Regions from separate parts of the Homo sapiens genome. Here region 1 is linked to region 2. A link is a loop called in an ENCODE intact Hi-C map of the cell type or tissue named here. Cell type or tissue: psoas muscle. All regions are shown on one strand. Links, peaks and the distances in the headings refer to the core of each region. The heading gives the core; the rest is flanking DNA. Region 1 has its middle 150 kb from the start of LINC01724. Region 2 holds the start of LOC124904597 (LINE-1 retrotransposable element ORF2 protein-like).

Region 1 (8,354 bases), core at 110-8,109, 430 kb after region 2:
GAGACTCACATTGCTTTGTTTTTATTGAGTGTAAGATAACTTGCATTTCCTTATCAAAGAAGACATCTTAGACCAGGAAATGATATTAATTAATTACCAGCTGTAACTAATATTCAGCTAACAGATTAAACCATTTGAGGGAGCACATTAAACGTAAGCCAGGCTGGAGACATCAGTGATTCTTACTACATATGCTAAAGGCTAACCAAGGGTTTTTAACTTAGTTTTAGCAAGTGAGGTCTCTGTTCCGACAGTCACTCTAGAGGCTTCTCAAGTCACTAAGAACAAAAGTGAAATTCCGTGCTTACAAAGCTGTATACGGAATGTTCCTTATTTTAACTTTGACATGTTTTCCTGTCATATGTCCCTTTTTCTCTCCAGCATAGCTGCACTGGCCTAGCTCATGCTTAGCTGAGCAAACACTCTCCAAATTCAGATTTTAAATACTGTGGCTTCTACCTGGACTGCTGTTTCCCCAGATAGCATTGTGACTTGTTCTTTTTCTTTTTTAAATCTTCTATCAGAGATCTTCTCTGACCACCTGCCCAAAACATTACCCCTGATCCCTTACTCCAGCAGAAGCCCTAAATCCCAATTTACCTGATGATATTCTTTCCTCACAGGAATCTTCAATTATGGTAGGTCTACTTATTTGTTTATTGTCTACTCTTGCCATGGGACATAAGCTCTATGAGCGTAGGTTCTGTGAACACTGTTAGAGCCTGTTCAATAGTGTTTATTACACTGCCTGGCATGTGGTTGCAACTGGATAAATACTTGCTAACTGAGTAAGTGAATAAATGAGTGGGGAAGAATTACATTCAGATGAACCCAGACAGAAAAGAAAATATTTCTCCATAATTTCTAGAAAAGAAAATATTTTGCAGTCTGAGACGTCCTTTCTTAGAGGCCCCACTTTGTCCTACAAAATTCAAAGATCATTTTTTCAAAATGGTAGCTAGCCTGAGACTTGTATTCTTGTACCAGTTGCATGATGGACAAAATTAAAAAGAATCAATACAAAGAGGAGAGGAATAAATTCGAAAGAAGACAATATCCTCAGAGGAGAGGCCAAGATACTGCTTGTCTCAGTTTAAATGTATTTATAATCCCTTTCCTTATCCCATTAGCATTTCCAGCACAGTATACTAACTGTTTCCTTGGCTCATTTTCAAGGTTTATGTTTTCTGCTTCAAAATAGTGGTACTAAAAGGTGTTGAAGGAGGGGAACAGGAATAAAGGGTGCCTGAGCTGCCCCAGCAGCAGCAGGTCTGAATCCTGGGTAGTTAATTAAATTACAGACTTTTAAATCTCACTTTCAAGGACTCAGAATCTGAGAATCTGTACATTTGTTAAAAATTAGATGTTTCAGATAATATAATGTAAATATTCATATTCAATATAATCTATTTGAAATGTGATCATTCCTCTAAATAAGCTAAGCAATTGGCTGTTAATATTTCAAAGGGCAAAATGTAATAATAAACTAACTGGAAGTTTGTCTTCTCTTTCTAACCATCTTAGGTACATAATTTCTTATTTTGATTAATATGAAGTTGAAGATTTAAGCAATCTCTTTAATTGTATTTGCAAAAATCTGCATTTGAAAGAAAACACAAGCATTTAGAGAAAGGGAAAGGTCAGCTGTACCTTATATATTATCAATTCAGATTGATATATAAATTATAATTAATTCTCATAGCAAGGTGAAACTTTTTAAATCCTCTGAACACCCATGCATTCCTCCCTAATTTTCCAACAATGTTTATAAGAAGAAAGTGCATAGAAGATATTAATGATTTGAATTTTACCATTTTACATATTATTATCATTTGGCTTATCTGTAATTATGAAGTGCTGTACTTCTTGGCAGTGTATACTAATCCCTAGTCTAACTGTGCTTCCATTCTCACTAGGGGAGGAATTCCATGGGAAGATGGTTCTTCTTTTCTGGGAAAAAGTGACTGGCAAGGAACTTCATGATGCTCATTTATTCTTTTCCTAATATTAGGTTGATACAAAATTAATTGTCATTTTTGCCATTACTTTTAATGGCAAAGGCCGCAATTACATGGCAAAAATCACAACTAAGTTTGCACTAACCTAATATTTATTGAGCACACTTGGTATAATAGACTATATACTATGTTCTGAGAGTATGAAGAAGTAGAATAGACAGTTCTTGACTTTAAGGATTCAGTATTCATATAAAGTCCTCTCAAAATGGACCCTAGAGAAGGTGACTATAAGTATAAAAAGCTTTGCAATTTTTCCCATAAAGTATAGTAATGTCAAAATCTCAATATAGATTTAGGATCTTGATAGAGTAAAAGATACATTTCCAGAAATCTCAAGAGCCTCACTGGCCTTTCAGGATCATCAGTATGTTATGGCTCAAATACCTTTGTAGTCTTGGAAAACGTAGTTAATACTTTTGGTCTTCATTACACTTGTCTTCAAAAACTCATTACAAGATGTCTAAGAATCTTAACTAATGTCAATAATTTAATTAAAGAAATTATTTGAAGTCTTAAATGCCAAATAATTAAGGTAGTACATATATAGAGTCAATAATATAGAAGTATATAGATTCTTTTATCTAAAAAACTGATGTATTTGATATGACATGATTTATGACAGCAAATTTAGGCTAAATGCAGCTTTATAGTATTTAAAAATCAAATTTCTGACATTTATAGATATGTTTTCTAAGTATTACTCATTTAATTCAGCAAATAGCTTTGTTAACAAAAATGGGGCTTTCTTTTCCTAGTATTTTTTCTTCATACCAAGTTGGAAATGTTACCTTGAGGGTACATTGATTAGTTATGCATGTTTTAAGTGTAAAATGCTCTGGGAATTAAAATGAAGAGCTAACTAATTTACGTAATAGTTTCTCCATCTCTAGCCCCACATCATCTGTCTTCAAAAATTTGACTTTCATTGGATACTTCTTGAAGAATTACTAAAATATGTCCATTAAAATATAATTATTAATGATATCAGTAAAGAATATAATTTTACTAGTTACCTTCAGAATATTATGCCAAATAAAAATTATTTGTTGCATATTTCCAATTTGCATCATAGGCTTCACCAGTCTATGCACATATGTGTTGTCACATCAACATGAATGCCTGGCTCTTTGCAGAGTACTTTCTCCAAAACTCCTGTGTAATGAGATGTTACTGTACTGATGATAATGACTGGAGGTATTAATCACCCAAGTCCAAGGCTCACCATTCTTTCTGACATATATAGAAAAGTTACCTTCTTCGTGTATTCATCTTTTTTAAGATGATATTTTATATCAATGGCTTGGGCCACTAGTAATAAGATTATTTTTACGATAGTATCCAGACCTGAGTGATAGTTTTTTTCAGCAGAATCACTTTATTTAGACTGTTAGTGCTAGTAATTGGACAACTAAGAATGTGCAAGCCTTCCCAGTCAGAGCCTCATACTGAAGCTTGATCCACTGTTAGCTCATCCTCTGAGCCTATTCCTAAGTCTGTCTCCACACTGAATGTCTGCCGATTAGGATCATTTTGCTCTCAGGACTCATATTAGTCCGGTTGGACTGCTAGAACACAATACCTCAGACTGGGTGGCTTAAACAACGGAAATTAATGCTTTCACCATTCTAGAGGTTGGAAGTCCAAGATTAATGTGCCAGCAGGGTTGGTTTCTTGTGAGGCCTTTCTCTTCGGATTGCAGACAGCTGCTTTCTCATTGTGTCCTCATATAACATTTTCTCTATTGTCATCAGTCTCACTCTCCCACTTCTCCCTCTAGTTTTGTTAGAAGTAATCATGTGCAGATGTGTACGTATACTTAACTAGACAACAATTACGTTCCAGTTCTTACCACCGGATTTCAAGGGCATATGCAAAATGAGGTGTATGATTGCACACCTGTTTAATACTTCTTGAGTATTATTGATGGTTATACAGGCTTTTCAGTCCAGTGTGGACAGAAAGCATCTCAGTGTGTGTTTTCCAATTCTATCTGCTTGCATTAGTCACCAAAAATAATATAAAAATTGAATTTTGTTTACTGCTCTTGAGCAAAAGAACAAATCACTCTTTATAGTCACTCTAATAGTTCTTCAACAGAAAACCCTAATTTCCTTTCCTTTATAAGGGTATATTCTGTTCATAAGGGCTCTGTCCTAATGAACCAATCACTACCCAAAGGCCATACCCTGCCAGTGCTATCACATTGATTACTAGGTTTCAATACATAAATTTTGGGGCACAAAGCCTTTATGTGTGAAGGGCAAATATATTTATTGTCTGAATGCTTTCATTCAGACCATAGCCAATACATTCCAAAAACTATGCTCAATGGTATTTCATTTTTCTTACGTAATGTGTTTTCTTCTTTGGATGAAAGAGCCATGCTGAAACATATGACAAGTGATTCAAAGATATAGGTTTTGTTCCAAAATATTGGAGGGAAAATGCTAGGATTAATGTAATATGTTTTCTCCTTTGGAAGAAAGTGCCATGCTGAAACATATGACAAGAGATTCAAAGATATAGGGTCTAGCTCCAAAATATTGTATATAAGAAGGGGAAATGCTAGGAGTAGAATAAAAAGAAGATGATGATTGAGATTAGGGCCATTGTGTGTGTCTTGGGGGTGTGGAGTGGGTGGGCTTGAAGGACACAGAAATAGGTTTCAAGCCATATTTCAGTAACTATTACAATGCTTAAGTTTAAGAATAAAATCCTATTGAAAAAAAAGACAAAAAAAATTCAGCGATGAGAATATACTTGGCATGTCTCAGAAACAGAAAGGAGGTTGAAAGCAGAATAAGAAACCAGAGAATGATGGTAGAGAAAAAAATGTAACTTCATATACTAGGGTTTTCCTAAGGTTTCTGAAGTAGTTGGCCTTCGTGGCTTTGAGCTGTGAATGTTTAAAGGCATATTCCAATGTCAGAAGATTTAGCTTTGATAATGTTATGTCTGATCTCTTCATTCCACTTATGGGGTAAAGTATGACAGCTTCTGTTGCAGTCTTTGTGAAGCACTCAGCATGGGGTCTTAAAGCAGCATTTAACCTATATCTTTAGATCCTTAAGACTCTCAGTTCTCTAGACTGTAAGTTTCTGAAGAGCATGTCTATATCTAGTTGGGTATAGTGTTGAATGAAGGAACTAACTGAAAAAAAAAAAAAAGTACAATGTGGGGAAACTAAAGTTATATATCCACTATATTCTTCTTATGCTTTAGTTCACATTTTTAACAAATTAATCATTCAGTTTTCTAAATTTATACAATGTTAGTTTTCCATACTCTTCTTAGAAGTTTTCTATTCTTCTTTATCTTTTAAATAATCTTATTTGCAGGAATCACATTCAGTTAACTGACTTTTTCCCCACCCTATGATCTTTTTGTATGGTGAAACTCCCCAAGAAATTTTCTTTGTTTCTACACACTCTCTGAGTTTGAAACTCAGTGGTTAGAAACATAGAAAAATGACTATGTGCTTTCTCCATCTGACTAGGAATAGCTAATTTTGTATTTTACTGCACCTTAGAAATCTGTCAAATGGGCACCTATCCTATTTTACAACCAGAAAAATATCTTCCTATTACTTTTTCCTAATTTTTTCAGAGCATAGGCTCCTCTGCATCCACCTCGACTGTCAACAGGTAATGTGTCCTTACAAAGGAGCCTCTAGAAAACTTGTCCTGATACTCTAAATTATCCCACCACAAGTTGCTGGCCAGACATATATCTTTTCTCAGATGAATCTGACTCTTTTTAACAATCATCAGCCGAAAAAAATAAAAGTCAAAGTTTTAGTAGAAAAAGAAAACTATGTTCAATGACCTCAAGTGGAGAGTGATTGCTCTCTGTTCATGACACACCAAAAAGGCAGACTGAGATACAGGGAGAATGGTAGAAAGACAAAACAGACAGATAGGCATTGAAGTAGGCTTGTCATCTAGAATCTGATAAGAACAGCTTTAACACTACAAAATAGGAAATGGATCTGTTAAACCCAATCTTAGGAAGACTTTGGAAAGATATTTTCCCCTCTAAGTCACAGAGGGGAAAGAAACATAACTGTCCATATTTTGGATAACTAAAAAGAAGCCTATAGATTATATATAATCTATATAATTCATCTATATGATTAATTGGCAGCCTATAAATTAATCTATGTGTAATTTATGTCTCTCAAAAGAACCAGAAGGAGAATCTGAGCTTGAGAATTAGAAAAGAGTAGCTGCCTCATTCTCATTTTTTCCTAGTCCTCAAATCTTTCAATTGTGTTTTGCAAATATCTTAATACCCCTTAATTATTCCCTATTCTCATTTTACATTGAGTGGATCTCTGTCCCTTGGAAGCAAATGAAATTTACTTTGAAATTTTACATTTTTTATGATTTTTTTCCAGTGAAGTATGAGCTTATTTCAGCATTTTTGAAAGTCTGCTTGTGAGGACCTCTAATCTTATTTGATGAGATAAAAATATTTTGGTGCTATAATAAAGTTAACATGGAAAAAGGAACATATTTTTTTGTTGTTGTTGGAGACTGATAACGCAAAGTCTTTAGTGAGATTTGAGAGCACACAGTAAAGAAACCTGTTGAATTTGTTTAACCCAGTGTTTCTCAAATACATTTGGTCATGGAAGACTTTAGTGAGCCTATGGTAATGATGGTAGTTTTGCTTAGTTATGTCCTCAATGGCTAATCACTGCAACAATCTTCTCTATTGGCAGAGCTTTGTCTTCCACAGTAGAGTCTAAATACCCAAACAATCTTTTCCCCAGACTTGCATTCAGCTAGCCATGTGGCCCAGTTCTAACAAACAACAACAAAAAAGGGCTCTTGAAAAAAGAAATATGAAGAGGGCCCCTTTGCTACAGAGACTCCTGGTTTTGGTCATTGTTGTGAAGCTTTAAGCATTTGCCTCCACCTTGTGACCAAGAGGGAAAACTTCCTGATGCCCTGCGATAGCAGAGTGGAAGAGAGGAACTAGCAACTTTGATGCTATTCAAGGGCCAAACCAAAAGCTACCCTTCGACTTATTTTTCCTAGGAAAGTATCAACTTCTTTGATTTAATCAACTTTATTTGGACATTATGTTACCCAGTTAAACGCATGTAAAACAAATAGCATTTGAGGATGCTGTTGTGAGCTTAGGAGTATACAGCAGAGATTTTTGGTTTGAAGTAAACACAGCAAGGCCACAAAAACTCTTAGGGATGTTGATATTTCTCTTGCACAAATGCCATTTCAATTGTGAAACTGAAGAATAGAGAATATTTGGCAATATCCCTCTATTATTTATACATAAAGTACACTATTAAAACAACTGGCATGATTTTCACTTTCACTGGAAAGTTGTTTATAATTGCCTTTGGACAGTTAAAACTAAAAATATCTTCACATTTTGATTTACCCTTGGTCTACCTCATGGATACTTTCACATTTTAATATTATCATATGATAATATGATTAATAGTTGAAAACTATCATGTTTAGGAAGGTATTAAAACCCTCCAATATGAAAACTGCTATTTTAATTTCAACATATTTTAAAAGCTGGTATAAAAAATGTAGCTATACAGATGGTATCTTAAAATAAAAAAATTAACTCCAAACTTTATTGGCTGAGGCATTTAAAATACTTTTCCAAAAGGGTAAAACAAATTATTATTAGCCAAACTCAATACATACAGCATTTTCTACCTCAAACTTTTGTGAAAAATGAAAAATAATTTTTTTCTCTGACTAGTTATTTAAAATGGCCTACACATAACTCCTTTTAGGCAACATTTTTAACTTCCAGAGCCAATTGTTTTTTCTGCCAGTTACTGTAATTGGTAACAGTCTTGTCTAATTTTAATGATTTTTATACAGCTATTGCCTATACCGTATATTTAAATCAGTAAAATGTTTTAAAAATTGGAAAATAATGAATTTTAGGTTATACATTTATTAATTTAAACCCAGCTGTTGTGAGGAAAACACACACTTTTTTGTTTCTTTGTTACTATTGTTCCAGATCAATAATCAAGTTTATTTGAAATATTTTCCTTCATACAAAGTTTTATTCAATATCAATGTTAATAGTCTCAAACATTTGACTAACTTTACTTACATGTTTTTACTGTCCTCTTGATTTTTGAAGTGACAGACTTTTCATTTTAACTTGGATTGGATTATAATGAAATACAATTTCTGATGTCTCTGCTAACTATTGCAGGGAACACTATTTCTTGAGAATGTCTGCTTTTATTTTGGAAAATCCTATATACCTTGATGAGAAAATTTAAAGCTTTCCATTTTTTCATTGCATAAGGTAACATTCAGATTTGTTTATTGGCAT
Region 2 (8,354 bases), core at 251-8,250:
TACAAGACCTACAATTCATTGTCCCTACCAAATCTTCACTGCCATTTACACCCATAGGTCTTGTCTTCCCTTCTTAGCCTGCTTGAATGTCATGGCACATTATTAATAACCTACATCTTCGATTACACTTGTGACAGTGTTTATGTGGTTTGTGGGCAATAGGGAAACAACTATGAGGAAGCGGGTCAGAAAGTAAGCTGACCTAATGATTAATGCTGAATGGTGCTGCAAGCTTGTTTTATTTCATTTCTCCTCCTTCTTTCTTTTTTAATTGGTTTAATAAAATTTATAGGGATGGTTTTATTTTAGTTGAATGTGTCAAGAGTGACCCAAATTATGTAATCAAGTCTTACAAGGTGGAATGCTAAAGAGTTGGAAAACATGAAAACCAATTAGAAAGTTGTTAGCCTAGAGGAAAGAACATCAGAGTTTGAATAACAGTCCACAATCCCTTAGCTGTAATTCCAAAACCAGGAATCTCTGCAACATGAAAATATTTTTGTAGTCTTGGTGGTAAAACACGAAATTATCTGAAATTATTTGGTGGTAGTTCCTGCACTGAACTGCCATGAAGCTATTTAACCCTTTATTTTTTCTACTTAGTATAAATATTCAAACATTTAGCTGCAGAAACAATGATATTTTTAGGAATAGGTTGTTCCTTGGATATGTTATATAGTGTCTGGTAGATGAAACATATTGCCTTTCTAAAATCTGAATATTTTTTAATTCTGAAATTTGATATCTGAGCCTTAAGAATTATGGATGTATTAGAAACCTGTAGTAAGTAGTGAGAATGACAATGGGAAAAAAAGAAAGAGAGGGGAATTTGATTGTATAATCCATAAACTTTGGCTATTATAATGTATTGGGAAATGAGGGGCAGTTAGAATGAAGGAATATTTTCAGTATTTTAATTCAGGCTGAGGATTAGTGGTTAGTTCTAAAAAATGTCCCAAGAGGAAGGATGGATTTGGACCTAAGAGGACAAGTCTAGATATAGAAGCAGTTCTATTTTTCAGATTGAGTTTTAGCTCTCTGTGATGCATGCAAATAAAGATTATTATCCAGTTGAATATTATATCATATCTTTTTCCTTGTATTTTCCATTCTTAGAAATTAAATAGCTTTCTTAATGAAAAGAGTACTGAATTTACATTTGTTCTAACAAAGGCTTTCATGATAATTATATATTAACTTATTTATCTAAAAATGGTTATTTTCTCTGATCCAGTACTCTCTTTTTATAATAAATATTTTGCAACACTTCCTACACTATTTTGAAATGAAATTCAGAGTAAATATAACTATCTATACACATAAAGTATAAAAAGTTAGTATAATATTCTAATTCTAATATGAAAGAGAAAAAATGGAAATAATAATAAAAAGCATGTTTTTTTAATATGTAAACACTCAGGCATGAATAAACAAGAAGACAGTGGGAAAAAAAGACACTTTTACCAATGACAAGGTGCTAGGTTTTGACTGATACATATCATATATTAATTTTTATTAATGACTTACATACAATGCTAAACATAATAAAGTAAAATTTCTCTTAATTTACACCGCAGTTGCATCCCTAGATAATTCAGTGTACAAAGGAACAGTGCATACATACTTTGTGTTTATGTGTAAAATTGCCACCATTGATGGTAGTACATATACTTATTGTTGAAAGGGCTGATAGACACTGTAAAACTTTTACCAAATGTAGAAAAAAGACACATGCAAATACAAAAATGACTATCGAAATGTAGGAATCTTTTGCTTCCTTCTAATTTTCTCTGATTAGTACAGTTTTTGAAACATTAGCCACTGCAGCAAAATCTTCCCACAGCCATTGCCCCCCAAACTCAGATGCACACATTTATTGAAGAAAAGGGAGGAGACCTAATTATTTTTTTTACTTTTTTAACTATTGAAGGAAAATACAATGAGATATTTTCAAAGTATAACACATCCATCACATTTTCTCACATTCCCCTACTGAAAGAAATATGGTTTGTGCACTGTAGTAAGGAAAAGTTAATAATTGCATGCTACATTGCATATATGGTAATCATACCTTCCAAATTTTCTGTTACAGTTTGAAATTTTAACAATTCTATGTGGTAATAAATGTACATATTTTTCTCAGATCATCTGTTCTAATTTTTGATTTGAAATTTATGGGTTCCCTATGTATTGATATCATATGATTCTACAGTAATAACATTCCGGGTTTAGCAGTTTTGTCACTCTATTTTCACAGATTGGGCATACACACTCAAAATTATTTTGAGATAATATTGAAATGATAGTTTAAAAACACTCTTCTTTTGCAAATCTTATGTACACTTCCCTGCATTCAAAATTGTATCTAGAATCTGCTTGCCTTTCCTGCAAAGCAATAAATAATCTGGTTATGTATTTCAAAAACATTTTATGTCAATTATAATATATTGACAAGTGGGTGTGGGGAGAGAGATTATCAGTAGAAACTTGATATTTTTGTATTTTTGAGTAAATCCTGACATATATCCATAGTATATATTTTCTTCCATAAAATGTGAAAGAGAAACAATAAAAAATGAAAGCAAAATAAAAAGTAGTATGCTATCTCATGTACTAAATCATATTATAAAAACAGGGCAGAACGAAAGTCAATGTTTGTCCAGAGCATTTGCTAAACCATTTCCCATGTAACCTTTTCTTCTTTCTTCATAAATTGTATGGTGTTATGTATTCATTTTATAGATCTAGCTCACTGACAAATTTGATCTTCTATTTCTTAATTTTGCTAAAAGTGCTACTTTTCTGCCTAAGAATATGTATTTTCTTAGAATTTTAAACCTTCTCTTTATTTTTAATACCAGCTATACTTGTTTATTTGGGAAAACAGGTTTTTGTTTTTTCCAAAATAAACACTATTTAATCACTTTTTAAAAACACGACTTCTGTAGAAAATAGAATATCTGGCATCTGAGCCCTCATTCCTGCATAACAATGCTTGGCCTGAGTAGCATCATTCTCTTTAGATGTGGCCTGCACTTTCCCATGTGCTCTCATTTCTAGCACTATTATTTTTATGTCATTGAATTTCAGCAGCCATTTATTATGTTTTCTGGTTGGACCCTATCATCTTTTGGGTTTATGACTTTTAGGAATTTGGAGTTAAAGTACAATTTTAATTTCAATTTATTTTAGCAAATTCTATTGCTTGATATTACAGTTATTTTCATAGTATCAAATATATTTCTTCTATGCTAGGCACATATTATCTGCTAAATCTTTTAATAATTACTTTCTAAAATTTATGCTGTGTCATTATGAATTTGATATATCAGTACTCTTCTAAATCAGTACTGTTGTATTTTATACTATAGAATTATCAGAACAAAAGGAGACTTTATAAAGTATTTGAAATATTTTAGACCACACCTCAAACCCACCTGCTAGGCATAGGAAGATTAAGCATTTTACCAAAAGTTGCCAATTTTGTTAAGACAGGGTTAAGCATTTTAGCAAAGGTTGCTAAATTTGTTGAGACAGGAGTGACCCCCAAGCCAATCACTTAACCCATACTCCAGTACTCTTTCTTAGGAGATATATTTCCTGGGGATAAAATTGCACTTGTAAAAACATCTCTAAAACAAGTATGTTTATATTGAGACTTTTACCATTTTATTCATTTTGTTTTATTTTTTACATTTTATTACTCTCCAAAGGTAAATTATTCTAATTTACCTATTTTATTTCAAACAGATCATGTTGTTTGTGAAGAAGAGTTTAAATACGCCATGTTAGCTTTAAACTGTATATGCCCAGCAACATCTACACTTATTACACTACTGGTTCATACCTCTAGAGGGCAGTAAGTATATTTTTTCTTTAAGTTAACCTTTTAAATTATATAAAAAACAATAAGGGCAGTTATGTGATTTAAAAATATAGAAGGCCTACGTATACAGCTAGATATGTACCTATACTTGAATTTGTGTGAGTTATCTTTATCTGGTAGATAAATAAAGACATGTTAAAGAATCCAAGACATACAAAAAGTGAGTAATTTGCTGTCTTTTCTCAGTAGTCTTGAGATAGTTTGTTGCAACTTATTAGTAAATTCTAAGTGCCGGCATCATTTGTTAGGCCTAGGATTAGGACATTATTTTTATTTTAAAGATGAATACTTCTGCAGCAAATGAAACATTTAATTAAAGGATTCTCACAGTTATTAGTATAAGAACTTAAAGTCAAATTTTTCTGTTCCTGAGGTAAGTTTTATCTGAAAGCTTAATGTACACAATTGATGTCAAAATGGCAATTTTATAATAGAATAATAACAAAGTAGTTGTATAAAATTAGCTAATGCAGTATAAATCACTTTTTATATGCATTTCAAGGTTGGAGAAAGTTGTACCATTAGAACCTTTTTTATTCTTGTTTGTTTATTTTGATAGAGTTTTATGAAATACAGAAGTTGTTTTTGACTAGGATGATCAAAGAAAATATAACTAGTGAACATAGTCATTGCTCTTATTTAAAGAGACAAATGTACTTCATTTCATATCTTGTCATATTTCTAATCTTATATTTCAGACAAAATGTTGATTTTCGAAGTAAATTCCACTTATGCTAGTGGTTATGATTACTCATATTAAGTAAGTTAATTGATAATTGTTTAGGTGAAGTGTCAAATCAAATAAATCCAGAAAAAGGAAAATTCTTTTTTGAGATTTATTTATAGATGGATAAGTTGTTAATTTAAAAGTAGTAAATACTCAGTGTTATATAAATTAGATTTTACTGTCTTACTTCTGACTGCCTAATTGGGATGGTAAAAGTTTCTTAGGAGCAATTTTCTCAAAGTTGTGAATAGGAATATTTCTATTCTATATACTTACAAGCCTTTAATCTGTGCAATAGGAAGGATGTAACAGGATTAGGAATGACGTTTATCTTCTTTGCAGAAAGTGTTTGTCATTTTGATGCAATTAAATAAAGTACTAAAAATTATTTTAACACCAATTAAGTGAACATTCATAGAACTCATCAAGTGTCTTCATTATTTTTCCGTAACGTCTTCGTACAGACTCAGACAACTGTAATGATGACTATCTAGGCAACTTCATTGTTGTATACATGAGTGATAAAATAAGTCCCATAAACACTATATAACACAGCTCATTACTCATGACTGAAGTTAAATTTCGTTGTGCATCTCCTAGTAAATATTATTTATTGACAAACAGTATTGCCTGGTGAAAAAGAATTATACTTCACATAAGTTAAAAAAAGATTTTAGTGATCCTTAGAATAAGACGTTTCCCAACATACTCTAATGAATTTTGCCTTATTAAAAAAGAAAGCAATGTTGTTGAAAACATTGTTATATAATTAAGGATTTCCTTTAAATAAGAGTGACTTGCAAAATTATTTTACAACTGTGTCACAGTAAATGCTATCATCCACCATAATAACTTCTTATAGTAGATTTATTGAAATAAAACTTACATACTATACAATTCACCCATTTAAAGTGTACAATTCAATATGTTAAAAGTATATTCATAGAATTATCCAACCATCACCATTAAATGATTCCAGAACCACATAAAGAAATTATCTACCCTTTAGCATCACCCTACATTTTCCCCCCACCAATTCTTGCAGCCCTAGGCAACCACAATCTATTTCTGCTTTTATAGATTTACTGCAGCCTCCACAGTAGCTGGGACTATAGTCATGAACCACCATGCCAGGCTTTTTTTTTTTTTTTTTTTTTTTTTTTTTGTAGTGACGGGATTTTGCCATGTTGCCCAGGCTAGTCTCGAACTCCTGGGCTCAAGTGATCCATCTGACTTGGCCTTCCAAAGTGCTGGAATTACAGACCTGAGCCATTAGGCTCAGCTGAAATCATTTTAGTATATTTGGTAATACAGTAAATAAATGAACGTAAAGAATTTTAAATAATTTGGTTTTGCTTTAGATTCAGGGGATATATGTGCATGTTGGTTACTTGGGTGCATTGCATAATGGTAGAGATTGGGCTTCTAGTGTACTGGTCACCCAAATGTTGAACATTGTACATAATGTTTTTCAAGGTTCATTCATATTGTAATATGCACCAGCACTTTATTCCTTTTTACAACTGAATAATATTCCATTGCATGGATATATCACATTTTATTTTTCCACTCATCAGTTGGTGGGTATTTGGGTTGCTTCTAACATTTTCACAATGCTGCTGTTAACATTTGTGAAAAGGTTTTTGTGTAACATAGGCTTTCATTTTCTTGCGTCTATATCTAGGAGTAGAATTGCTGGGTCGTATGGTCACTCTGTTTAGCTTCTTTAGGAACTGTCAGAATATTTTTCCAATAGCACTTTGATTATCATCATCAATATATCAGGATGCTACTTTCTTTACATCATCAGCAGTATTCGTAATTATCCGCGCTTTTTTTTATCATAACCATCCTAGTGGGCATGAAGTGGTCTCTCCAGCAACTTACCCAGTACTCTGACTAATACAATTCCCAAGGCTGATTAAAACTCTTACAATATAACATTTTCTTTTTCTATTTGTTATTATGTTAATTCCAGTTCTAGCTGATCTGTCAGTCATAAATAAATTAGATGACTTCATAGAACTGTGTAATTTATATTTTTAGAGAGTTTATTCTGTATTTTAATGCTTCTCAATTTTTTTCCTCATTTTTCAGACCCGCTCACTTTATTTACATTTGAGTGTTCTGTGCTCTTGGCAGTGGTATGTCTTATTGTTGATTAAATTAGCATTTTTATTTATTTGGCAATCTTGTCAAAAATAAGTTTATTCTCAATGAAAATAAATTTATTCTTCCACAATGGTTGAACTAGTTTACAGTCCCACCAACAGTGTAAAAGTGTTCCTATTTCTCCACATCCTCTCCAGCACCTGTTGTTTCCTGACTTTTTAATGATTGCCATTCTAACTGGTGTGAGATGGTATCTCATTGTGGTTTTGATTTGCATTTCTCTGATGGCCAGTGATGGTGAGCATTTTTTCATGTGTTTTTTGGCTGCATAAATGTCTTCTTTTGAGAAGTGTCTGTTCATGTCCTTCGCAGTGTGGTGATTCCTCAGGGATCTAGAACTAGAAATACCATTTGACCCAGCCATCCCATTACTGGGTATATACCCAAAGGACTATAAATCATGCTGCTATAAAGACACATGCACACATATGTTTATTGCGGCATTATTCACAATAGCAAAGACTTGGAACCAACCCAAATGTCCAACAATGATAGACTGGATTAAGAAAATGTGGCACATATACACCATGGATTATTATGCAGCCATAAAAAAGGATGAGTTCATGTCCTTTGTAGGGACATGGATGAAATTGGAAATCATCATTCTCAGTAAACTATCGCAGGAACAAAAAACCAAACACCACATATTCTCACTCATAGGTGGGAATTGAACAATGAGATCACATGGACACAGGAAGGGGAACATCACATTCTGGGGACTGTTGTGGGGTGGGGGGAGGAGGGAGGGATAGCACTGGGAAATATACCTAATGCTAGATGACGAGTTAGTGGGTGCAGCACACCAGCATGGCACATGTATACATATGTAACTAACCTGCACAATGTGCACATGTACCCTAAAACTTAAAGTATAATAATAAAAAAACAAAAATAAATAAAAAAAAATTTATTCTTTAGAAAAAATCACCTTTGAACATGGACTATAATGATTTCCACAAGGAAATGCTGGATTATCAGTCCAGTTTGTTAACATTCAACTGGCCCATCCTGATTACATTTCAGCTTTATCAGAATTTTAAAAATTTAGCAATTCATTTTCTTTGTCTTTCAATTTGTTTTCACAATACTTAATTAGTCCCATCCATGAGGTAATCTTTTTCACCTCAGTAATAATCGAGGGGTAAGAAAAAGAGAGAATTGATAAGAAAAATACTGCTTAGTTAGAATTCACAGAAGTTTGCCACTGATTAGATATGAGTGTAGAAAAGAGAGAGGGGGAAAAAAAGAAAATCTCCTCACTTATTGACACTGGACAGTAGAAAATAATGAAGTACATAGTTGGCAGAAGGAAAAGTGGTTTGATATTGGATGTATTTGCTTTCTGATGAAGACATAATGTGGTAGGAATTGCTGCACGCTTGGTTCCTGAGGTGGTGGATCGTGCCAGTCAGGCTCACAAATGTGAAGGAGGAAGTAGTAGGGATTTGGGAGAAATGACAATTTGAGACTATTTTCTAGGAATTTATTAATTCTAGGAAATAGAGTGAAGAAAAGGAAAGCAAATATAGTATAGCATAATAAAATAACACTGAGATAGGATTTCTAAAA

The links. Peaks named below come from ENCODE experiments on the same cell type or tissue, not always from the same donor. Only the 100,000 strongest peaks of a DNase experiment are listed, where the experiment ranks them.
Region 1: a loop joins it to region 2, with 7 times the contacts of the local background. A loop is called at or near these places in 2 of 110 quality-filtered maps.

Annotation. Positions count from the first base shown.
Region 1 is chr1:195,938,637-195,946,990 of GRCh38, reverse strand. No RefSeq gene overlaps it. Among named protein-coding and RNA genes, the nearest start is that of LINC01724, 150 kb to the left of the region's middle. In psoas muscle, for the core only: no CTCF peak of the experiment used is centred there; no DNase peak of the experiment used is centred there.
Region 2 is chr1:196,368,645-196,376,998 of GRCh38, reverse strand. It overlaps KCNT2 (potassium sodium-activated channel subfamily T member 2), which reads left to right. Exons shown (of 28, transcript NM_198503.5): 14 at 3,751-3,859. It overlaps LOC124904597 (LINE-1 retrotransposable element ORF2 protein-like), which reads left to right and starts at 5,821. Exons shown (of 2, transcript XR_007067045.1): 1 at 5,821-8,354. RefSeq lists an enhancer at 2,731-3,267. In psoas muscle, for the core only: a CTCF peak has its summit at 3,876 (motif pointing right); no DNase peak of the experiment used is centred there.